2 separate regions of the Homo sapiens genome follow, and region 2 is linked to region 1. A link is an interaction called in ENCODE POLR2A ChIA-PET data of the cell type or tissue named here. Cell type or tissue: K562. All regions are shown on one strand. Each heading gives the region's core, and the rest is flanking DNA. Links, peaks and the distances in the headings are about the cores only. Region 1 overlaps USP30 (ubiquitin specific peptidase 30). Region 2 overlaps SSH1 (slingshot protein phosphatase 1).

Region 1 (10,907 bases), core at 1,740-9,739:
AAGAGCGAAACTCCGTCTCAAAAAAAAAAAAAAATCAAAGATGGAACCATTTATTTTTTAAATTGTCAAGTTAATAACAGCTTTTTAAGGAAGGAAAGAAATCCACTGCCACATAAACAGTTTCATCGTAAGAAGTATTCTGGTTTCAAAAACATTAAAGTAAAAAAAAAATGTCCGTTAGCCTAGAAAATAAGGTAATTCACAAAAGAAGTAATACAAATTGCTAACAAACTCAAATGTTCGACTCGACCATCATCAAAGAAGTATAAACAAAATAAAAATGCTGTTTTTTGCCTGTCAGCAAAGATTAAAAAACAAATTTGCAGCCCTGTCCAGCTGTTGGACAATACATCCATACACCGCTGAGAGGGGTGTAACTTAGTGCCACTTTTCTGGAAAGCAGTTTGGAACTACACAATAATAGCTTGCGAAATACTCAGTACTGTTTGACCCAGTAATTCCATGTCTGGGAGTCCGCCTTATGAAAATGGTTAGAAACGTAGATTGTGACTTAACTAGCCTGAAAAATGGAGTCTAAAAGCAAACAAGTTTAGGAATGGCTGAATGGTAGCCCCCAACTTGGAGAGTCACAATATACACTGGCTTGGTAAAGGTTTTAAGAAATAACCTACCCAACTTTTTTTTGTTTTTGTTTTTTGAGACAGAGTCTCACCTTTTTTTCCCAGCCTGGAGTGCAGTGGTACAATCTCAGCTCACTGCAACCTTCACCTCTCAGGTTCAAGTGATTCTTGTGCCTCAGCCTCCTGAGTAGCTGGGATGACAGGTCTGTGCCACCACACCCAGCTAATTTTTTGCATTTTTAGTTGAGACAGGGTCTTACTATGTTGGCCAGGCTAGTCTCAAACTCCTGGCCTCAAGTGGTATGCCTGCCTCAGCCTCCCAAAGTGCTGGAATTACAGGCATGAGCCACTACGCCTGGCCCCAACTTCATTTTTATTTTTATTTTATTTTATTTTTGAGACAGAGTCTTGTTCTGTTGCCCAGGCTGGAGTGCAGTAGCACGATCTCAGCTCACTGCAACCTCCGCCTCCCGGGTTCAAGCGATTCTTCTGCTTCAGCCTCCCTAGTATCTGGGATTACAGCTGCATGCCACCACGCCCGGCTAATGTTTGTATTTTTAGTAGAGACAGTGTTCGCCATGTTAGCCAGACATGTCTCGAACTCCTGACCTCAACTGATCTGCCTGCCTCAGCTCAAAGTGCTGGGATTACAGGCGTGAGCCACTGCACCTAGCCCAACTTCATTTTTAAACCAACTTTTTGACTGTAGAACTGTTTTTTTTCTTCATAAAATCTGCTGACATTCCATGGGTATTATACAGAGTGCAATGTATGCACAAAGATCTCCAACACCTAATTATAATGGCAAAAGGAAAGAATGTAGATATCAAACAGAATCATTAAGCAATCACCTGTGGCCATACTACCCTGAACTTACCTGATCTCATCAGACCTCGGAAGCTAAGCCGGGTAGTGGTTGGCTAGCACTTAGATGGGAAAATGATAAAGTAATCGATGGCATACAGCCATTAAGAATCACTTTTATGAAATTTTTTTTTAATTTGGGTGAGGGCATAGGCTGTAATATTAAATTTAAAGAGCAGCGTACAAAATATAATTTGACTTCATCAAGGTAGGAACTTCCACAGATAAAGACTGGACTGAAAAATGCTGAAATGTTAGCAGTGGCCATTTTGGTATTGTGCAGTCATTGGTAATTTTAAAATCATTTTTGGAAAAAAACTATACTTCAACTTTTAACAATAAGCATATATTGCTCTCACTGTAAGGAGAAAATTGGATTTAAAAAACATTCAGCTAAATCGTGCTTCACTGAGGTATTTTCCCATGTGAGCTCTGCTTGACACAGAAATCTTTATGAAGCAAGTGTACTTTTCTGTGGAAGAGGTGACTTGGGAATAATTTCTTTTACTATCCTGTTTTTTTAGCCCATTCCTGGTTTAGAAAAAAAAAATGTGCAACTCGCTGCCAGCGTTCATCTAATTTTACGTAAACATGCTCTTTGAGGCCGAAGCAAATCTGACTGATTTTAAATGCGAAAATAGAAAAACTGTTCTTGGAGTTCTTTCCTTTTTTTTTGAGATGAGTCTCGTCTTGTCACTCAGGCTGGAATGCAGTGGCGGGATCTCGGCTCACTGCAACCTCTGCCTCCCAGGTTCAAGCAATTCTCCTGCCTCAGCCTCCCGAGTAGCTGGGATTACAGGCATGCCCCACCACGCCTGGCTAGTTTTTGTATTTTTAGTAGAGACAGGGTTTCACCAGGCTGCTCTCGAACTCCTGACCTCAAGTGGTGCACCTGCCTTGGCCTCCCAAAGTGTTGGGATTACAGGCGTGAGCTACCATGCTTGGCCTTTTTAATTTTTTTAAAAAAATAGAGATGGGGTCTTGCTATGTTGACCAGGCTGGTCTCAAATTCCTGACCTCAAGTGATCCTCCCATCTTGGTCTCCCAAAGTGCTGGGATTACAGAGGTGAGCCACTGCACCCAGCCATGTTCATGGGAGTTATTTCTAAATAGAACTTGTCTCTAATCCTAATGTAACAGAAATGTATATGATGTTACATTAGGATTAAAGACAGGAGTATTCTTGGGGCAAATGGGAAATGGGTTAAAAACACCACTCCAAAGATTTTGTGAAAGCTGAAATGTCCACATGAGTTATCCTAACCCTGACCTCAGCACTGCCCTTATCCTTCACATGGGACCCAGTGCTGGGAGCCAGAGCCATCCTTGGGCTGCTGTCCCAGGATGTCTGCTCATTTCTCTGCTTCTGCTTTCCAATGTCTCTAACTTTGGTTTAAAAAAAAAAAAAAAAATTTTTTTTTTTTTTTAGACAGGGTTCTTCTGTCTGTCGCCCAGGCTGGAGTGCAGTGGCACAACCTCAGCTCACTGCAGCATCTGCCTCCCAGGCCCAAAACAATCCTCCATTTCCATTTCCCAGGTAGCTGGGACTACAGGCACATGCCACCAGGCCTGGCTAATTTTTTGTATTTTGAGTAGAGACAGGGTTTTGACTTGTTGCCCAGGCTGGTCTCGAACTCCTAAGCTCAAGCAATCTGCCTGCCTTGGCCTCCCAGAGTGCTGGGATTGCGGACATGAGCCACCATGCCTGGCCTATAAATAATTTTTTAATTATACAAGTAATGCATGAATCAGTTCTCTTTGTAAAAGATTAAAGCATTACAGAGAAGGCCAAAGTCCCCTTTATCAATACTCAACCCTGCTCCCCTCCACCTTTCCCAAAAGGAAGCTATAGGTGAATCCTTCCAGACCCTTTTCTGTGCATTTGAATACATTTCTATGCATCCATAGAAATTATATATTGTAGGTTTTTTTGTTTTCTGTTTTGTTTTTGTTTTGTTTTTTGGAGACAGGGTCTCACCCAAGCTGAAGTGCAGTGGTGCAGTCTCGGCTCACTGCACCTCAGCCTCCTGTGCTCAAGCTATCCTCCCACCCCAGCTTCCCAAGTAGCTGGGACTACAGGTGCGTGCTGCCACACCTGGCTAATTTTTGTATTTTTAGTAGAGATGGGGTTTCACACTGTTGCCTAGGCTGGTCTTGAACTCCTGGGCTCAGGTGATCCACCCGCCTCAGCCTCCCGTAGTGCTGGGATTACAGGCATGAACCACCACACCTGGCCTGTATATTGTTTTGTTCTGTTGGTGATTTACATGGCCAAATATAATACATTAGAGAAGCGTCCATTTTAGTACATGTAGCTCTACCTCCTTCACTTTTTTTTTTTTTTTTTTTTTTTTGAGACGGAGTCTCGCTCTGTCGCCCAGGCTGGAGTGCGGTGGCATGATCTCGGCTCACTGCAAGCTCCACCTCCTGGGTTCAAGCTAGTCTCCTGCCTCAGCCCCCCGAGTAGCTGGGATTATAGGCGCCATGCCTGGCTAATATTTTTGTATTTTTAGTAGAGACGGGGTTTCACCGTGTTAGCCAGGATGGTCTCAATCTCCTGACCTCGTGATCCGCCCGCCTTGGCCTCCCAAAGTGCTGGGATTACAGGCTTGAGCCACCGCGCCCAGCCTTTTTTTTCTTTTTTGAGTGTATTGGTCTTATAGTTTGTCTTCTGTGAATTGCTAGTTTATATCCTTTGCCTACTTTTTAAATTGTGGCAAAATATCCATAACATAAAATTTACCATTTTCAGCATATAGTTGAGTAGATTAAGTACAGCCACACTGTTGTGCAGCAGTCACGGCCATCCCTCTCTAGAACTCTTCATCATCCCGTACTGAAACTGTACCCATGAAACAGTAACTCCCACTCTCCCCTCCCCCTAGCCCTTGGTAACCACTGCCCTACTTTCTCTCTCTTTGAATTTGACTCAGACCTCATTAAGTCATGAGTTTCCTCATATTTATAAGATGTACCTCATTAAGCGGACTCATATAATATTCACCCTTTTGTAACTGGCTTATTTCACTTAATGTCTTCAGGGTTCATCCATGTTATACCATGTATCAGAATTTCATTCATTTTTAAGGCTGAATAATATTCTTTCTATTTTTTTTTTTAAGACAAAGTCTCATTCTGTCACCCAGGCTGGAGCGCAGTGGTGCGATCTTAGCTCACTGCCACTTCCGCCTTCCAGATTCAAGTGATTCTCCTGCCTCAGCCTTCCGAGTAGCTGGGATGACAGGCGTGCACCACCACACCTGGCTAATTTTTTGTATTTTTAGTAGAGACGGGGTTTTACCACATTGGCCAGGCTAATCTTGAACTCCTGACTTCAAGTGATCTGCCCACCTCAGCCTCCCAAAGTTCTGGGATTACAGGCGTGAGCCACCACGCCAGGCCTAGGCTGAATAATATTCTGTTGCATGTATATGCAGCATTTTGTTTGTCCCTCTGTCAGTCAGTGGACATTTGGCTTATTTTCATTCTTTGGCTATCATGAATAATGTTGCTGTGAACATTAGTGTCCAAATTCCCTGCTTTCAGTTATTTTCTGTAAACACTCAGAAGTAGAATTGCTGGATCAAATGGTAATTCTGTTTAATTTTTTGAGGAGCTGCTGTGCTGTTTTCCACAGATGGTGCACGATTTTATAATTCCACCAGCAATACATAAAAGTTCCAGTTTCTCCTCACCAACAGATATTATTTTCTGTTTTTATTGATAGTAGCCATCCTAATGGTATGGTAATTGCTTTAATTTGCATTTCCCTAATGATAAGTTATATTGAGCATCTTTTCATTTGCTTATTGGCCATTTTGTCTATCTTTTTGGGAGAAATGTCTGTTCAAGTCCTTTGCCCATTTTTGAATTGGGTTTCTTTTTTTTTTTTTTTTTTGAGAAGTCAGTCTGTTGCCAGGCTGGATTGCAGTGGCGCCATCTCAGCTCACTGCGACCTCCGCCTCCTGAGTTCTAAGCGATTCTCCTGCCTCAGCCTCCTGAGTAGCTGGGACTACAGGTGCATGCCACCACACCCAGCTAATTTTTGTATTTTTAGTAGAGACAGGGTTTCACCATGTTGGCCAGGATGGTCTCGATCTCTTGACCTTGTGATCTGCCTGTGTCAGGCCCCCAAAGTGCTGGGATTACAGGCATGAGCCACCACGCTCAGCATTGTTTGGTTTTTTGTTGTTGAGTTTTAGAAGTTCTGAGTTCATATATTCTGGGTATTAATCCCTTATCAGATGTGATTTGCAAACCTTGGTCACTTTTATTTTCTTCTTTGGGACAGAGTCTTGTTCTGTTGCCCAGACTGGAGTGCAGTGATGCAATCTCAGCTCACTGCAATCTCTGCCTCCAGGGTTCAAGTGATCCTCCTGCCACAGCTTCCCAAGTATTTAGGACAACAGGTGTGCACCCATCACCCCCGGCTAATTTTTGGGTGTTTGCTGTTGCTGTTTTTAATAGAGTTGATGGTTCACCATGTTGGCCAGGCTGGTCTTGAACTCCTGACCTGAAGTGATTAACCACCTCGGCCTCCCAGAGTGCTGGGATTACAGGCGTAGACCACTGCACCTGGCCTCATTCACTTTTACAGCTGCATAGTTTCCATAATGTCAAGACACCCCAGTTTATTCAGGCATTTGCTTCCAGCTCCTTGTCAAGATAAGCAGGCTACAGTGAACATCCTTATACATATCCCTTTATGCACCTAAGCATGCATTTCTCTAGGAAAAAAATTGCTGGATTGAGAAAGTAAAATTGCTGGATTGTACAATATGAAAATGTTAGTAGATATTGCCAAATTGCCCCATAGTATTTTAGACAAAGTTGGGTTAAAGGAGGCATTAAAATTTTCCTTTGGGGGGTAGTTGGTGGGGGGAGCTAACAGAAGGGCTGCCCGAGGGGTATGGGAGAAAGATGTGGTTCATTTCCCAACCCTGCTCCCTTTGTCCTGGGAGGGAAAGGGCTAGCCCCAGGGTATATACACACTGATGCAGAAGCCTGGACTTTATTATTATTTTTTTAAGTGAAAGCAAGTTTATTAAGAAAGTAAAGGAATAAAAGAATGGCTACTTCATAGGCAGAGCAGCCCAGAAGTCTGGGCTTTAAAGGAATCTTTCAAGCCCATTGACGGCAAGTCAGAAAGAAGAAACAGGCTGGCCTACTGTATCTTGGGAGTCACTGAACTTCCAGAAACTGCACTGAGAGGCAGGCTTCTGTATTTTTTTCTCTCACACTCTAGCAGTACTGGTCTAGTGTAACATGCTGGGAAGGAGGGTGGCCAAGATCAGGAGTCTGCACCTGATGGCTCATGGGCCAAATCCAGCCCACCACCTGTTTTTGTCAATAAAGTTTTATTGGAACACAGTCATGTCCATTTGTTTAGGTACTGCCTATGTCAGCCTCAAATAATCAAAGAGTTCGAGATCCAGCTAAAAGGGTTTATTGAAGCACAAAGTGTGAAGGCGGCTGTCTGGGGACACACAAATCCCAGGAAATGGTGATCAGTGCTCCCAGTGTGGGGAAAAGTGGGGATCATTTATATGACAAAAACGGAGGTACTGAACAGAATTATAACATTTTCCATACAATGGCTAACATACAGATGTAAGATTTGATTGGCTACTATGGATTACACTCTTAGGGGGTTGCCTACCATTCTGTTGTAAAGAGGTAATAATCACAAGGATCTCTATCTCCAGTCCATTCAGCCTAGGTTTGAGGGAAGAACAGGGAGTCTGGTTAACGTGTAACATCTCAACACAAAGGTCAGGAAGCAGTGGCCATGCGCCAGAGAAGAAAAGCAGCTGTGTTACATGACTGTTTCCAGCACTTTTTCCCTTGGCATAATGCATTTAGAAGGTCCTGAAATGTTATTTTCTTTTTACATCTATGGCTGCTTTTGTGCTGCAGTGGCAGAGTTGAGTAGTTGCAACAGAGACCATGTGGTCCACAAAGCCTAAGATGTGGCCAGGCACAGGGGCTCACACCTGTAATCCCAGCACGTTGGGAGGCCAAGGTGGGCAGATCACTTCACCCCAGAAATTCAAGACCAGCCTGGGCAACATGGTGAAACTCTGTCACTACAAAAAATACAAAAATTAGCTGAGCACAAGGACATGTGCCTGTAGTCCCAGCTGCTCAGGAGGCCAAGATGGGAGGATTGCTTGGGCCCAGGAGGTCAAGGCTGCAGTGAGCCAAGATCATGCCACTGCACCCTAGCCTGACAGAATGAGACCCTGTCTCAAAAAAAAAAAAAAAAAAAGCAAGCCTAAGATGTTTATTTTCTGGACTTTTACAGAAAAAGTGCCAATCCTTGGTCTAGAAGTAATTATAATATAAATAAGCCCATCAAACTTTTATTAGGCCTGATTCTACCTGTGATTGAAAAGTAAACCACTCGGGTGGGTGCAGTGGCTTGCACCTGTAATCCCAGCACTTTGAGAGGTTGAGGTGGGCGATCATGAGGTTAGGAGTTCGAGACCAGCGTGGCCAACATGGGGGAACCCCCATCTCTACTAAAAATACAAAAATTAGTCGGGCATGGTAGCGCATGCCTTGTAATCCCAGCTACTCGGGAGGCTGAGGCAGGAGAATCGCTTGAACCCAGGAGGCGGAGGTTGCAGTGAGCTGAGATCACGCCATTGCACTCCACCCTGGGCGACAGAGCACGACTCTGTTTCAAAAAAAAAGAAAAGTACACTACTCAAAAGACCCTTTAGGCTGCTGCATATAGCTTGATGCTTTGCCTTGAAAATCAGAAACTCAAATACAAACAAATACAAGCAAAGGCCTTGGGAAACAGCCCTGTGGAGAGGAGTGTAGCACCAAATATGGGGTTGGACTGGATGAATGTTAAAGGGCCCTCCCAACCTGAAAGTTGTGAGTTAAAATCATTTTGCTCAATAAGAACCTTGCAACAAATTTATATTGATGATGATAGTTTGAAGATACAGGAATCGGTTACTTCATTTAAATGCTGCAGCCTCATGAAAAATTACATTCATTCAGTAAACATAAATGCCTAATAGAGTACTAAGCATTGGGTAAAGCTACAAAGAATGATGAAAAATACCTAATTCTAAGGTTAATCCTACAGTCCTTAATTTTTTTTTTTTTTTTTTTTTTTTGAGATGGAGCGTCACTCTGTCACCCAGGCTGGAGTGCAGTGGCACGATGTCTGCTCACTGCAAGCTCCGCCTCCCGGGTTCATGCCATTCTCCTGCCTCAGCCTCCCGAGTACCTGGGACTACAGGCACCCACCACCACGCCCGGCTAATTTTTTTTTTTTATTTTTAGTGGAGACGGAGTTTCACCATGTTAGCCAGGATGATCTGGATCTCCTGACCTTGTAATCTGCCCACTTCGGCCTCCCAAAATTCTGGGATTACAGGCATGAGCCACCACACCCAGCCTGCGGTCTTTAATTTTTAATTAACTTTGATATGTTATACTGTGCAAGTTTTCTGGTTAGTTGTTATGCTGATGAATTTAATAATTGTCTTACCTTTTTTGTTTCCAGCCTTGTCCTGCCAAGAAGTTACTGATGATGAGGTCTTAGATGCAAGCTGCTTGTTGGATGTCTTAAGAATGTACAGATGGCAGATCTCATCATTTGAAGAACAGGTGAGTACAACATTTGAACAGGTTTAGCTTGGAGAATCCTTTCCCCTAGTGACTTGGGGCCTGACCTTAAAATTGCCTGGCCCCAGTGTACATTTCTGTGACATTTTAGACAACTTTAGTGTTCTGGGACCAGAGTACCAACTTTGTTCCTGCTCTCATGATCAGAGGGGAGATACAGCTGTTTTTCACTCAGTGGATGGAAGGTTAGCAGGATGGGACATAAACACACAGTTGCCAAAGAGCAAAATCTTTTTAGTTCTTGAGTGACTTGGCACTCCAATAAGTGATAGGGACACCTGGGTTCTTTAGAAAGAGGCAGGTGACTTTACCTTGGAGGCCCAGAGGTTTAGGTAAGATTTTTCTGGACCACACCCTCATTTTTTAAAAAATCAATCTTCGGAGCTTTGCTTAAAGTAGCCCGAAACCTCAAGCAGATGTCATATGCAATTTCAAGGCCGTATTCAGTCACTCCCACCTCCCTTTTCCACAACTACAGCTTTGCTGCCTTTTTTGGAACTTGGCCACCCTCCTCCCCGCCAGACCGCTGTTACCAACAGCAAGTCTGAAGCAGAGGCCAAGAGAATGAAGTTCTAGAGATGAAAAAATCTAGCCCCCAGTGACATACAGGTGCATCCTCCACAGCCACACTTCCAAGATGGCCTTGTCCAGCTTCGTGTAGGCGTTGTCTGCCGCCACTATCCAGAGAAATGGGAGGCGGCATCTTGGACCTCCCAAAACTGTGGGGCCGACGTGAGGGGCATCGAGAGACTTTTGGAAAGGGAGCTGGGGAGGCTTTCTAGCACCCCTTATTTTTAAAGGTGTTCTCTTGTTTTTGCTTTATTCTGAAGCCACAGGTCACTTTTTAGACATGGTGGTGGTATCTATACTTTCTTAAAATGTATCTCAGTTAATCCAATTGTATGTTGCAACGTTTTTCTATTTAGAAAATACTTTTAAAATCCTCCTCTGGTAACTGGAATTATTTATCTACATTTTACATTTCCCTAAACTGAGAGAATAACTTGGAGATTTAGTCACCAAGGACATCAGATAACTTTTTTAAGGTCCGACTTCTCCATCAAGGACTCACTTAGGTCCCAGTCACTCCTTGGAAGTATTTCCAACATCTTCAGCCCACAGCAGTCACTGAGCCCACATCGTGCTGTAGTCTGCAGGAAAAAGAGGTGAACACGTCTGTCCGGTGGCCTTTTTCTCTTTGAAGGTACCCAGAGCGTCTAGCATGGGCCTTGCCCACATCTTTATTATCAGCGATCCAGTCAATCAGGAGCAGATTTTCCCTGATTGTCAACCCATTTTCTTTGTCTAAAGCTAGAGCTTCAGAGGATGCATTGGGCCAAAGGCTTGCTTTGTGCAAATTACCTGATTTTATTATCACAATAACCATGTAAGGAATTACTGTTGTCCCCATTTTACAGATGGAAAAACACTGAGGCTCAGAGAAGTGGAATGATTTGCCCAGAATCATGCAGCTATTTAAGGGGCAGAGCCAGGATTTAAGACAGTCTAGTGCTACAGTGCACATTCAAGCTCCCCCTCCTCTGCAGTGCTGTCCCTTTCCTTAAGGCCTAGTTGTTACATGGCTGACCCACGGTTTAGGTTATAGATCCACCTCCATCCTTTCTCGGATCTGCTTCAAGCCTGGGCCCAGATGCCTGGTGTGTGAGGGCTCCTTGAGCCTCCCAGGAAGTGCTGATTCTCCTCCAGGTTCCCTGCTTCCTGTTCATCTGTACAGGGCTGCACCTCTGGTGTGCCGTTGGCTAATAGCTAGGCTGCCACACCTCCCCTGGATTGTGAGTCCCTCAGGGGCTAGAG
Region 2 (10,907 bases), core at 1,213-9,212, 240 kb before region 1:
CCATCTACCCGAGTCACAGAACTGCATTGGGGAAAGCAAAAACAAACCCCTGTCTGATAAATGCCTAAATGAAAGGGACATTTTCCACACAGATAAACTTCTTTCAGTGGGATTGTTTGCTGAGATATGGAACTGCTGACAGACAGAAATCCAAACCCCAGTCTGACATCCACACACAAAAAAATCAGAGAATATAAGCCCTAGAAAGGGTCTCAAATTGACTGGACTGGCTGAAACAAACTGAACTACTTTTCCAAGGACAGAATTAACCCTCAATTGTACTCAGCTCTGCACAGTGGTTACTGGGGGGCCTCTGGTACATTCAGGAGACTTGATGGTAATTCTAGGGAAAAAAAGGAACTAACGTAAGTCTAGTCTGCGTCTGTCCCAAGGTCATTTACAGACCAACTGTGGACAGCTGGCGGCCCCTCTGCCTTCCGACCTCATCGTCCACTCCAGACCTCAGGGCACAAGAGTCAGCCAGCTGGTGGCTTGCATCCTACCCTTCTAGTCTTTGGATTAGAGGAAGGAGGTATCTGACACTTAGTGAGCAGAGCTTGAGCATTTGCTTTGTCATATGTGTTACAATTAAAACATGAACAACAGCTACATTTCTAAGAGGGCAGAATAATTAGCAAATTCAAGAACGAAGAATCTGGCTGAGTATGGCACCTCAAACCTATAATCCCAATGCTTTGAGAGGCTGAGGTGGGGAGATGGCTTGAGGCCAGGAGTTGGAGACCAGCCTGAGCAACATAGTGAGTGAGACCTCATCTACACACACACACACACACACACACACAACTAGCTGGGTGTGGTGACACGCATCTATGGTCCCAGCTACTCAGGAAGCTAAGGCTGGACAATCACTTGAGCCCAGGAGGTCGAGGCTGCAGTGAGCTATGATCAGGCCACTGCACGCCAGCCTGGGCAAGAGAATGAGATCCGTCTCTAAAAAAACTTTTCATATAATTAAAAAAAAAAAAAGAATGAAGGGTCTGTTTATAGCTGTATTGTACTAGAAGTCATCGTAATAACAATGATAGTTACCCATATATATATACAGCACCTACTACAGGTAGGTATGTTACACGCATAACTCTAAATTTCCATATTGTCTGAGGCACCAGTATTTGATGCCCATTGTAAAGACTAGGAAACTGAGGCTTAGAAGTCGACCTGTTACGGCTTAGTAAGTTGGAGAACTAGGATCAGAAGACAGGTCTGCCTGGCTTCAAAACAAATACTATTTCCACAAACCACACTGCCTCCTTGTACAGGACAGTTATTTTCTTTGCTTAAAACAGACCTAAATATCATCAACATCAGTATGTGAAAATACTGACTGAGCCTTGGTGTTTGCTATAAATTGCATGGTGTAGAATTCTAACCTGAGCACTCAGATCTAAAATGAAGCTGAATGACTTGAGGTTAAACAAACAAAATGTTCACAAGAAAACTGGCCACAATAGCTGGTTGGTTTCACCTGCTGCTGTTCTGAAAGGTAAAGGCCTTCTCAGCTCACAGACATTCAATTATGCACTGCCTCTCCAAGAAATGCCCTGAGATGCTGTCCACCTACGACAAAGATCCACTTACATGCAAGCACTTTTTCCTCTTTCTTTCTTTTTGAGATAGGGTCCTTTTCTTTTGTCACCCAGGCTGGAGTGCAGTGGCGCAATCGTGGCTCACTGAGCAACACAGTGAGCAACATAGTGAGACCTCATTTACATACACACCCACAAAAAACTAGCTGGCTGTGGTGACACATCAGCCTCGACCTCCTGGGCTCAAGCAATCCTCCCACCTCAGCCCCCAACCTTGCTGGGATTACAGGCATGCGCCACCACGCCCAGCTAATTTTTGTATTTTTTGCAGAGATAGGGTTTCACTGTGTTGTTCGGGTTAGTCTGGAACTCCTGGGTTCAAGCGAGATCTGCCCACCTTGGCCTCCCAAATCCTGGAATTACAGGCAAGAGCCACCGTGCCTGGCCATAAGTGTGTTTTGTTGTTATTGTTTTTAAGAAACAGAGTCTCTCTCTGTCACCCAGGCTGGAGTGCAGTGGCGTGATCCTAGCTTGCTGCAGCCTCAAACTCCTGGGCTCAAGCGATCCTCCCAACTCAGCCTCCCAAAGCACTGGGATTACAGGTGTGAGATACCATGCAGGGCCACGCAAGCATTTCTTGAATTCCTCTTTCTAACTGCCTTCAGCTCTGAGTCAAGTCTCCTAAGAAAACCAGTCTTACTACTTAGTAGGCACTTCTTATTTAAACTCAGTTTGATCCTCACCCTATTACTTCTGTCTACTTCCTAAAAACAAACTATTACAGAATCAAGACTTCCTACTACAGTGTCTATCTCAGAGTTGGAGCCAAAGGCCCTTCAAGAAATTCTCCAAATGAGTGTTTTTCAAATGCTTGGAGAAATCCATCCCAAGATTAGGTATACAGCACTCCAGATGGTTATTTTCAAGTGGACGACATCTGGCTATAATTCATTTTGGTGCATTTGTTAAAAAGTCAGGCTGTAACTTACAGCCTGCAATTAACTGATAAACTACAGAGAGGAAATCTTTGCATCCCAGCAGGATGCTGCTGACCTTACTCCTGACGCAGACAGACATGACATAAAAGGTTGGAAAATGTGCGTGGTCTGCTCAAGAGAGAGCATCTGAGCCTCTGCCTGCACTGGTCACTGCAAACCTGCGTCCACTATGTCTAAGGCCTTCAAACTCAGCAACATCACCAACAATGGAAGTTTCCTCTGCTGTCCAGAAAAGAAGCTCCAATGTAAGAGTATCAACTTAGAGCCCTCACCTGCATGCTTGTGGGGGTGCTGAAGACTCCGCTGGCCTTGAGGGCTGCTTCCCTGTTGTAAGAAGAGGGCTGCGCCTTTCACCATGAAAAAGCTCTCACTTAAGCTGGGAAGGATAAGACCAGAGCACAGTTAGACCGGAATTCAGACAGGAAAATGGACAAAGAATTACTGCAGGGGAAAAAGCTTTAGCGTGGACAAATGGCATGTAAAATGCAAATAGGATGAAACTGCTTTTATAATAATTCCACGTAGTACTTTTCTCAAACCTTGCTTTTGCTAAAAGCTTGCTGCTGGAGAATTTTCGTGACAAAATAATGCTTCTGTGACAACACCCAAAGTTCTACATAGGCTCTCCAGGGCCCCTTTCTGCAGAATACTGGACAGGGATCTCACTGTCATATAACATTTTCTTCTTTCTTTTTTTTTTGAGACGCAGTTTCACTCTGTCATCCAGGCTGGAGTACAGTGGTGTGATCTCAACTCACTGCAACCTCTGCCTCCTGGGTTCAAGCGATTCTCATGTCTCAGCCTCCCCAGAAGCTGAGATTACAGGCATGTGCCACCATGGCCAGCTAATTATTGTATTATTAGTAGAGACATGGTTTTACCATGTTGGCCAGGCTGGTCTCAAACTCCTGACCTCCAGCAATCTGCCTGCTTAGGCCTCCTGGAGTGCTGTGATTACAGGCGTGACCACGCCCAGCCATAACATTTTCTAAGAAAAGAGAACAACTCCCTGATTAGGAGAGGGCAGTCTACTTTGTGAATTCTCATGCTCTTGCTGTTGATCTCTGCTTCTAACTCTCTGGCTTTTAACAACTCCATTGTTTCTTGGTGACTTCCCTTGATGGAATACAAGATGAAATTACACTTTCACTAGTTGTTTGCATTTTAAGAAAAGTGGGGAGGGGCCGGGTGGCTCAAGCCTGTAATCCCAGCATTTTGGGAGGCCAAGGCAGTGGATCACTTGAGGTCAGGAGTTCGAGACCAGTCTGGCCAACATGGTGAAACCCTGTCTCTACTAAAAATGCAAAAATTAGCCAGGCGTGGTGGCACATGCCTGTAATCCCAGCTACTCAGAAGGCTGAGGCACAAGAATCGCTTACTTGAGCCCCAGGGACGGAGGTTGGAGTGAGCCAAGATCGCACCACGCACCACTGCACTCCAGCCTGGGCGACAGAGCAAGACTGTGTCTCAAAAAAAAAAAAAGAAAGAAAGAAAGAAAGAAAAAAGTGGGTGGATACTGACTTGTGATTTAACTTAGTCAAGGTTGTCCTGTCCACTATTCTTGAGGAAAACCTCAAGTTGGCCCAATGAATTTCTCAGCAGAATGAATCTTTGGCCTTTGTTATTTTAGCTAGCAATAACATTTATAACTACCTATAACTTTAAAAATTACAATTAAAAAATGTTTATTTGGGAGGCTGGGGTGGAAGGATCATTTGAGCCCAGGAGTTCGAGACCAGCCTGGGCAACGTTGTGAGACCCCGTCGTACATCAAAAGTTTTTATTTTTAATTTCACTTTCATGACTTGGCTATCAAGTCTGGCTTTTGCAAAAATTAAGACATAAGAAAAGAATGCTTCAGCTATGAATTACTATCAATTGTTCAAAAATACCATCAACTCTCAAAATTATGCATAAAATACACCAAAATTATTAACAACGGCTTTGCGGGAGGTGGGGGAGGAGGAGGAATAGATTATCTTCTAGTATTTTCCAAATGTTCTATATTAAACATATATTAACCTTTAAAACATCTACTTTTGTTTGATTCTCAAAATAATATAAAACACTACTATATAATTTAAAAAGAACATTCTAATCTTAATAATTTCATAAAAGGAGGTCACAGTTCAAATTGTAGGCAACTATAAAAATTTCGCTCTTGAACAACCAATGAACATATACATGATTTGAAGGAAAAATCCCTAAGAAAAAGCAGTCTTCTAATTAAAGAGAACCTTGAAATTAAGTAAATCAATTCCTGACAGAAAGACGAAGATGTTTTCTGTAATACAAGAAAGCAAGATCACCTTTGCCCCAGACATCTAATGTTAGTAGTTAAACGTTCGAATTCTGGAATAAAAAACTCAGCAAAGTCTAAAGTATGACTCTGGGTGCCAAGAAAATGCCACAGGAACTAGCATTTCCAATCAGCAGCTCCTGAGATCAGGAAGACTGTTATGTTCTATGATATAAAGTCCACAATAAAATCTGTTAGTTTTTCTGGTTAAATGCTCATGCTAAAAATAGTGACTGCTCAAATATTAAGTAAGAAGACTTAGTTTTGCCTTCTTGTTCAGTCCTCTGAATTCCAGGCAATTGGTTTTCGATATCTTGTGACACCAATACTTGACATCTAACAGCATTTTGTCCACTACTGCAGATGCACTGCCGAGTCATCCTTTCCACCCTCTCACAGGCATATATTTGTGCTGCAAGGTTCAAGTGTTGAGGAGCTCAGGATTATAAATAACGAAAGAAACGAGAAGCAGCCTTTCTTTGCTGTCTCACCCTCACTCATAGGAAGTAAAAAGCTCTTTAGCATCCATCTGGCCGATCTCATTTCACAGGCTGCAGAATCACCTAACCCTTTCCACCTGCAAAGCTTGTCACTCTCTCCTTCCTTAGAATCTCACAGCTGAGTATGTTTTCAGAACTGTTCTTAGACACAGATCATTTACTATTTATTCTCATCAAAATCTGAAACAGCTATGCGAGAGGTTCCAAACTCATGAAACCTAAAACAACCATCAGTTCATCGAAGCAGCTGGGAAAATCTTTTCGAGACAACATCAACTGCTTTTGTTCATGAGATTAAAAAAAAAAAATTCATACTGACCAGAAACCCAAGCACGCTGGAAACAGCCAACCATTAACGATGACCTTTGCCTTGGAAACCATGAGCAAAAATTCCCCTTGGTTTCCCTTATATTTCCTTTGGAAAAAAAAAGGAACAATGCAACAGACTAGGCTGGTTTCACTCTGTGATCACTTACAAGGCCAGCTGTTCCTCCTCCATGTTCCTACACTGATAAGAATCAGGGACTCCTGCTCTACGCATGAAGTCAGGATGGCATTGATTGGGGCCCTGGAACACTCTGCCTCTGTTCCCCCACGACAATCAAGTAACAGGCATTTACTGTAAAAAGCAAGACTGGAAGCTGCAGGGAAGCCCAAGTAGCAGCGCATTATCCCGAAGCTGTGAGATCACCCTGCGTCCTGCAAATACAGTCAGGAGATACAGCCAGAGGAAACCGCACGACATGACTCTCCGGGTGGGGGGTGGGGTGGGAGGCCGCAGAGCATGGTCAGTCACAGGATTTATGAAAACAAGATGCAGAAAGTCTCTGTGACCCGGCTTCCTGGCTTCTCTTCTGAGCTCACTCTGGGCCCAGAGCCTCATGCGCCCTCTGCGTGGCTGACCTGAATACTGTATCTGACGACTGCAGCTTCTGATGCCCAGAGGCACAGGCTCCCGATTCATCAGACCCTCAAAGTGTCCCACTGGGGAAGTCCATGAAGAAATCCACATTGGTGATGGCACGCTCACTTTACCAGGTGTCTGGGGCCAGGAAGCCCAAACCCACAAGCCATCCATCCCAGCCACCCAGAAGTCACTCTTCTCACAAAAGATCTGAGTGTCCTAAAAGGAGTGACTAAAGTTACAAAAGGTCAGACGCAGACAGACAAAACGGAAATGTCTTCCTCCACCGCTGTAAGAAAAATCTTGATGAGGGATAAAAAAAAAAAAAGCCGCTGCCCTCTCTACCCGCCAACTGGAATGTTTTTATCTCCACCACACAGATCTGTTCTCGGACACTGATTACTGCCATTCGGGAAGCTTCATAAGATTAAAGTTTCTCCAAAGCATTGAAGACAGACAAAAAACCTCAATCAATGCTCCTCAAAAAACCCCAGGCCCCCAAAATATAAACAGCCAGTGTCATCCAGAAACCAAGCCATGGCAGGAAACCAGTAATCAGGGTGGTCATACGTACTAATTTGAGCTGGAAACCTCTGGACAGCAGAAGCAGTGGGTTGGCTGAAGGAAGATGCAGAAGTCGGTAAAATAAAAGAGGTTCGTGGCTGCAGTGCTCACATCTCTAACGCTCCCTACAACTGCCCTCCGAGCTCTGGCCATCTGCTCCCTATGGAGATCAGGAAAAGCCAGGAGGCTGCCGAGTGCTTCCACGAGGGCTGGGGAGCCAACTCCTCCTCAGAGTCCTACCCGAAAAGCAAATGGCTCTTGTGGAACTCTTGTCTTCCTCTGATATTTTGGCTGAAAAAGGCCCTTGTCCCAGCACATCCTGATGAAAGAGGGCCATTCAGCAAAACAGCTGAGGTTCCTCTAATCACTGCACTCCTACGGGCTTTTCTGTAGGCCGGAGAAACAAGCACCGGGGTGTGCATTCGACATTGTGAGGGCAAACAACTGGCCCCAAGGAACCAACCCCAAGCAACAAGACCCCCTTCCGATTCAAATCAACATTCTGAAGGATGACTCTTTCTTTCAAATCAGCATCCATTTACCCAACGGTGACGGTGACGTGGGCAGCTGCCGCAGTTAGTTATTCTGCGTACTCAAAGCACGGTTACATCCTGAAAATTCTTCAGTCATGCTAACAGCTATCTGAGGGGACACGCCAGGTAGAGGGGACCACATGCACACCTATGAGGAGCTCTGGGATACGCACGGTGCCCAAGGCAGGTCAGGCTGCAAAGGTCCTAAAGGTTGGAGGTGTGATCCCAAACCCTCCAGGCACAAGCCAGCCAAGAGCTGTGTTTTTAGCGTTTCTTTCAGTGAGAGAAATAAGTTCAGGATGTGAATAACCATGACGCAGGAGAGAATGGAATAAGTACCCTAAGAAAGGGGCTCGGCTAGGGTTTACAAGAGGGAGGAGGGAGCATTTAACTGGTGACTTCTGGAACAATTCCTGAAGGAAGCAGCACTGAGTAGGGGCTTCTCTTCCCTCGGCTCACAAGTGACCAAGCGATCCTCCCTACGGATTAAGTGAAACACACATTACCATGATTCTGGTTTTGCAGGTGAGGAAACCCCAGCTTGCCTAGGAGCACATATCTCTACAAGATGGGGCTGGACTCACATCTATCTGCCCCACGCCCACCTGCTTAACCCCTGTTAAGCAGCTGTTCTACTCATCCAGAATGAAAATCAGAGCCATTATGCTGCGGTCACATCCGCTCATGCCTGCCCAGGTGCCTAATGGCAAAGCCACTAAGGCACTGAGAAGTCAGAATGTGGATCACATCTTCCGTCCTTCTTCCCAGTGTGTGAATGCATCATGCGTGGGAAAGAGAGAGAAGGAACCATTCAAGCAAACAGAACTCCAGGAAGACGAGACTGTGCCGGGGTTCTTCCATCTGCCCAAGTAGAAATCAGAAGGGCAGGGGACCCACAGCCTTATCCTACCCACCACTGCCGTCATAGTTGGGGGACAGGACACATCCTTTGGCCCTTCTGCACTGCATAGAGGCTAAGGAGTTCTGTAAACCACACAGCCACGCTGACCAAGAAGTCGCTTTCAAGGTAAGTTTCTCATCAACAGGACTATTATTTACTGAGGATCTCCCATGTGGCCAAGGCTGTAGGAGGTACTTAGCTACGCCACGTCATTGAACTCTGGCAGTTCTGCAGGGTAAGGTATTTTCTCCATATGACAAACGAAGGAAGCCCGTCAACAATTCCAAAATAGAATCACCAGGGATAGCATGGACAACGCCCATGGTGACTGCCGCGCTTTAAGGTTTAAGAAAAGTAAAAACTGGGGGTGATGACTCATTCCTGTAATCCCAGCACTTTGGGAGGCTGAGATGGGTGGATCATTTGAGGTCAGGAGTTCGAGACTAGCATGGTCAACATGGCAAAACCCTGTCTCTACTAAAAATACAAAAATTAGCCAGGTGTGGTGGTGCATGCCTGTAATCCCAGCTACTCAGGAGGCTGAGGCAGAGAATCACTTGAACCCAGGAGGCGGAGGTTGCAGTGAGCCAAGATCGCACCACTGTACTCCAGCCTGGGCGACAAAGTGAGACACTGTCTTGGGCAGGGGCGGTGGGGAACAAAAGTAAAAACAATGGTCTGGGAATTCATATTTCTGGGTTCCAATTTACATTCTACCATATATACTCTGATTAACCCCTAGAATTAACCCCTAGAATTCCTTACAGGGTTCTGTTCATTCATCCAAACAGGCAAACATTTGCAGAGCATGGAGCACAGGGTAAGCCAAGCCAGCCCAAGCTCTGATAAGGGCAAAGACAGCCATCCTCTTTAAGGAATGGGTATATGTGCTGGTGATCTGGGTGTCTGCCCTGCTGCATAGAAACAGCATTTCTTGAAGAACAAAAATAGTAGGTATAGAAACATCACAGTATGGAATATCCAAACACCCCTGAATTCCAACTCTGGTCATACATTGAAACAACCTATCAAACTCCTAAAACACATTCATGCCCAGGTCCAGCCTCAGCAGAGTCTAATTCGGAAGGTCTGTGATGAGTCCTGGGCATCTACTTTTTTAAAAAGTTCCAGGGAGCTGGGCATGGTAGCTCATGCCTGTAATCACAGCACTTTGGGAGGTCAAAGTGGGAGAATCAGTTGACCCCTGGAGTTCAAGATTAACCTGGGCAACGTAACAAGATCCCATCTCTACAAAAAAATAAAAATAAAATTAGCTAGGCTTGGTGGTGTGTGCCTGTAGTCCCAGCTGCTCAGGAGGCTGAGGTGGGAGAATCACTTGAGCCTGGTGAGGTCAAGGCTACAGTGAGCTGTGACCACACCACTGCACTCCAACCTGGGAGACAGATCTTGTCTCCAGAAAGTTCCAGGGGGTGCTTCTGATGCACAGCCAAGTTTTAAAAACCTCAGAATCAAATAACATCATGGCCAGGCATGGTGGCTCACGCCTGTAATCCTGGCACTTTGGGAGGCCAAGGTGGGTGGATCACTTGAGGTCAGGAGTTCAAGACCAGCCTGGAAAACATGGTGAAACCCAGTCTTTACTAAAAATACAAAAATTAGCTGAGCGTGGTGACGCACACTTGTAGTCCCAGCTTCTTGGGAAGCTGAGGCACGAGAATCACTTGTACCCTGGAGGTCGAGGCTGCACTGAGTGGAGATTGTGATCCTGGAGTCCCCACTGCACTCCAGCCTGGATGAGAGTGAGACTGTCTCAAAAACAAACACACAAACAAACAACATCAGAAGACACAGAGAAAACAGTCTTCTCCATGGGCTTCATAAAGATACCTCTCACATAGGTACACGTCGATGTTTTCTGCTGGTAAAAGGTAACACCAACAAAAAGGCATGGTGCTCTCAGAAGGTGGGTGATGTGATTAGGTGCAATAAAGGGAGGTCATGCTAGGGTCAAAAACAAAATAATACTCTCTTTGGAAGCAGTAAAACAGATGCTAGTCTTCTACTACACACTTTCAGAGACCTGAATGTTCTTCTGGCCCTCTAAGGGAGACGCTGCATCATGACAATACGAAATGATGACAGTGAAAGCAAAAACAGATCAGACCTGTGCTGTGTGAAACAGACATGGGGTCTCGCTATGTTGCCCAGGCTGGTCTCCAACTCCTGAGCTCAAGCGATTGTTCCGCCTTGGCCTCCCAAAGTGCTGGGGTGACAGCTGTGAGCCACCGAGACCAACCTCAGATCAGACCTTTGACAAACTCTGCTGTGGACAAAGCATTCTGGTGAATGTCAACTCATCTGATCTTCACAAAACCGTGTGGAAGACCAGACAGGCATTATTACACTAATTTATGCCTAAGGAAACAGGGAGTTAAATAGTACAAATTTAGGATTTCTGATGCTGTATCTCGAAAAAAAAGTAGAGAATATGAGCCTGAAGAAGAGGCCCTGTAAAGGGTCCCAGATTGATGGGACAGGCTGAGACAAACGGAATCACTTTTCCCTGGATAGAACTAACCCTCAATGGTACCCCACTCTGCATGGTGATTACTGAGGGGACTGTCAATTGTCCAGCGAACTTGATGGTAATTCTAGGAGAAAAAGGAACTAATGTAATGCTGTCAGCATAGAAAGATGGGT

The links. ChIA-PET counts read pairs that join two places held together with the same protein. Peaks named below come from ENCODE experiments on the same cell type or tissue, not always from the same donor. Only the 100,000 strongest peaks of a DNase experiment are listed, where the experiment ranks them.
Region 2: POLR2A ChIA-PET joins it to region 1 with 5 read pairs; 3 of 35 experiments call an interaction of 5 or more read pairs at or near these places.

Annotation. Positions count from the first base shown.
Region 1 is chr12:109,058,554-109,069,460 of GRCh38, forward strand. USP30 (ubiquitin specific peptidase 30) reads left to right here. Exons shown (of 13, transcript NM_032663.5): 4 at 8,971-9,074. It also overlaps the pseudogene RNA5SP372. Among named protein-coding and RNA genes, the nearest start is that of USP30-AS1, 10 kb to the left of the region's middle. In K562, for the core only: no CTCF peak of the experiment used is centred there; no DNase peak of the experiment used is centred there.
Region 2 is chr12:108,820,441-108,831,347 of GRCh38, forward strand. SSH1 (slingshot protein phosphatase 1) reads right to left here. Exons shown (of 15, transcript NM_018984.4): 3 at 2,818-2,921. Among named protein-coding and RNA genes, the nearest start is that of MIR619, 11 kb to the right of the region's middle. RefSeq lists enhancers at 1,547-1,596, 7,220-7,791. In K562, for the core only: no CTCF peak of the experiment used is centred there; DNase peaks (open chromatin) are centred at 1,691, 2,621, 3,561 and 6,110; H3K27me3 peaks cover 593 bases.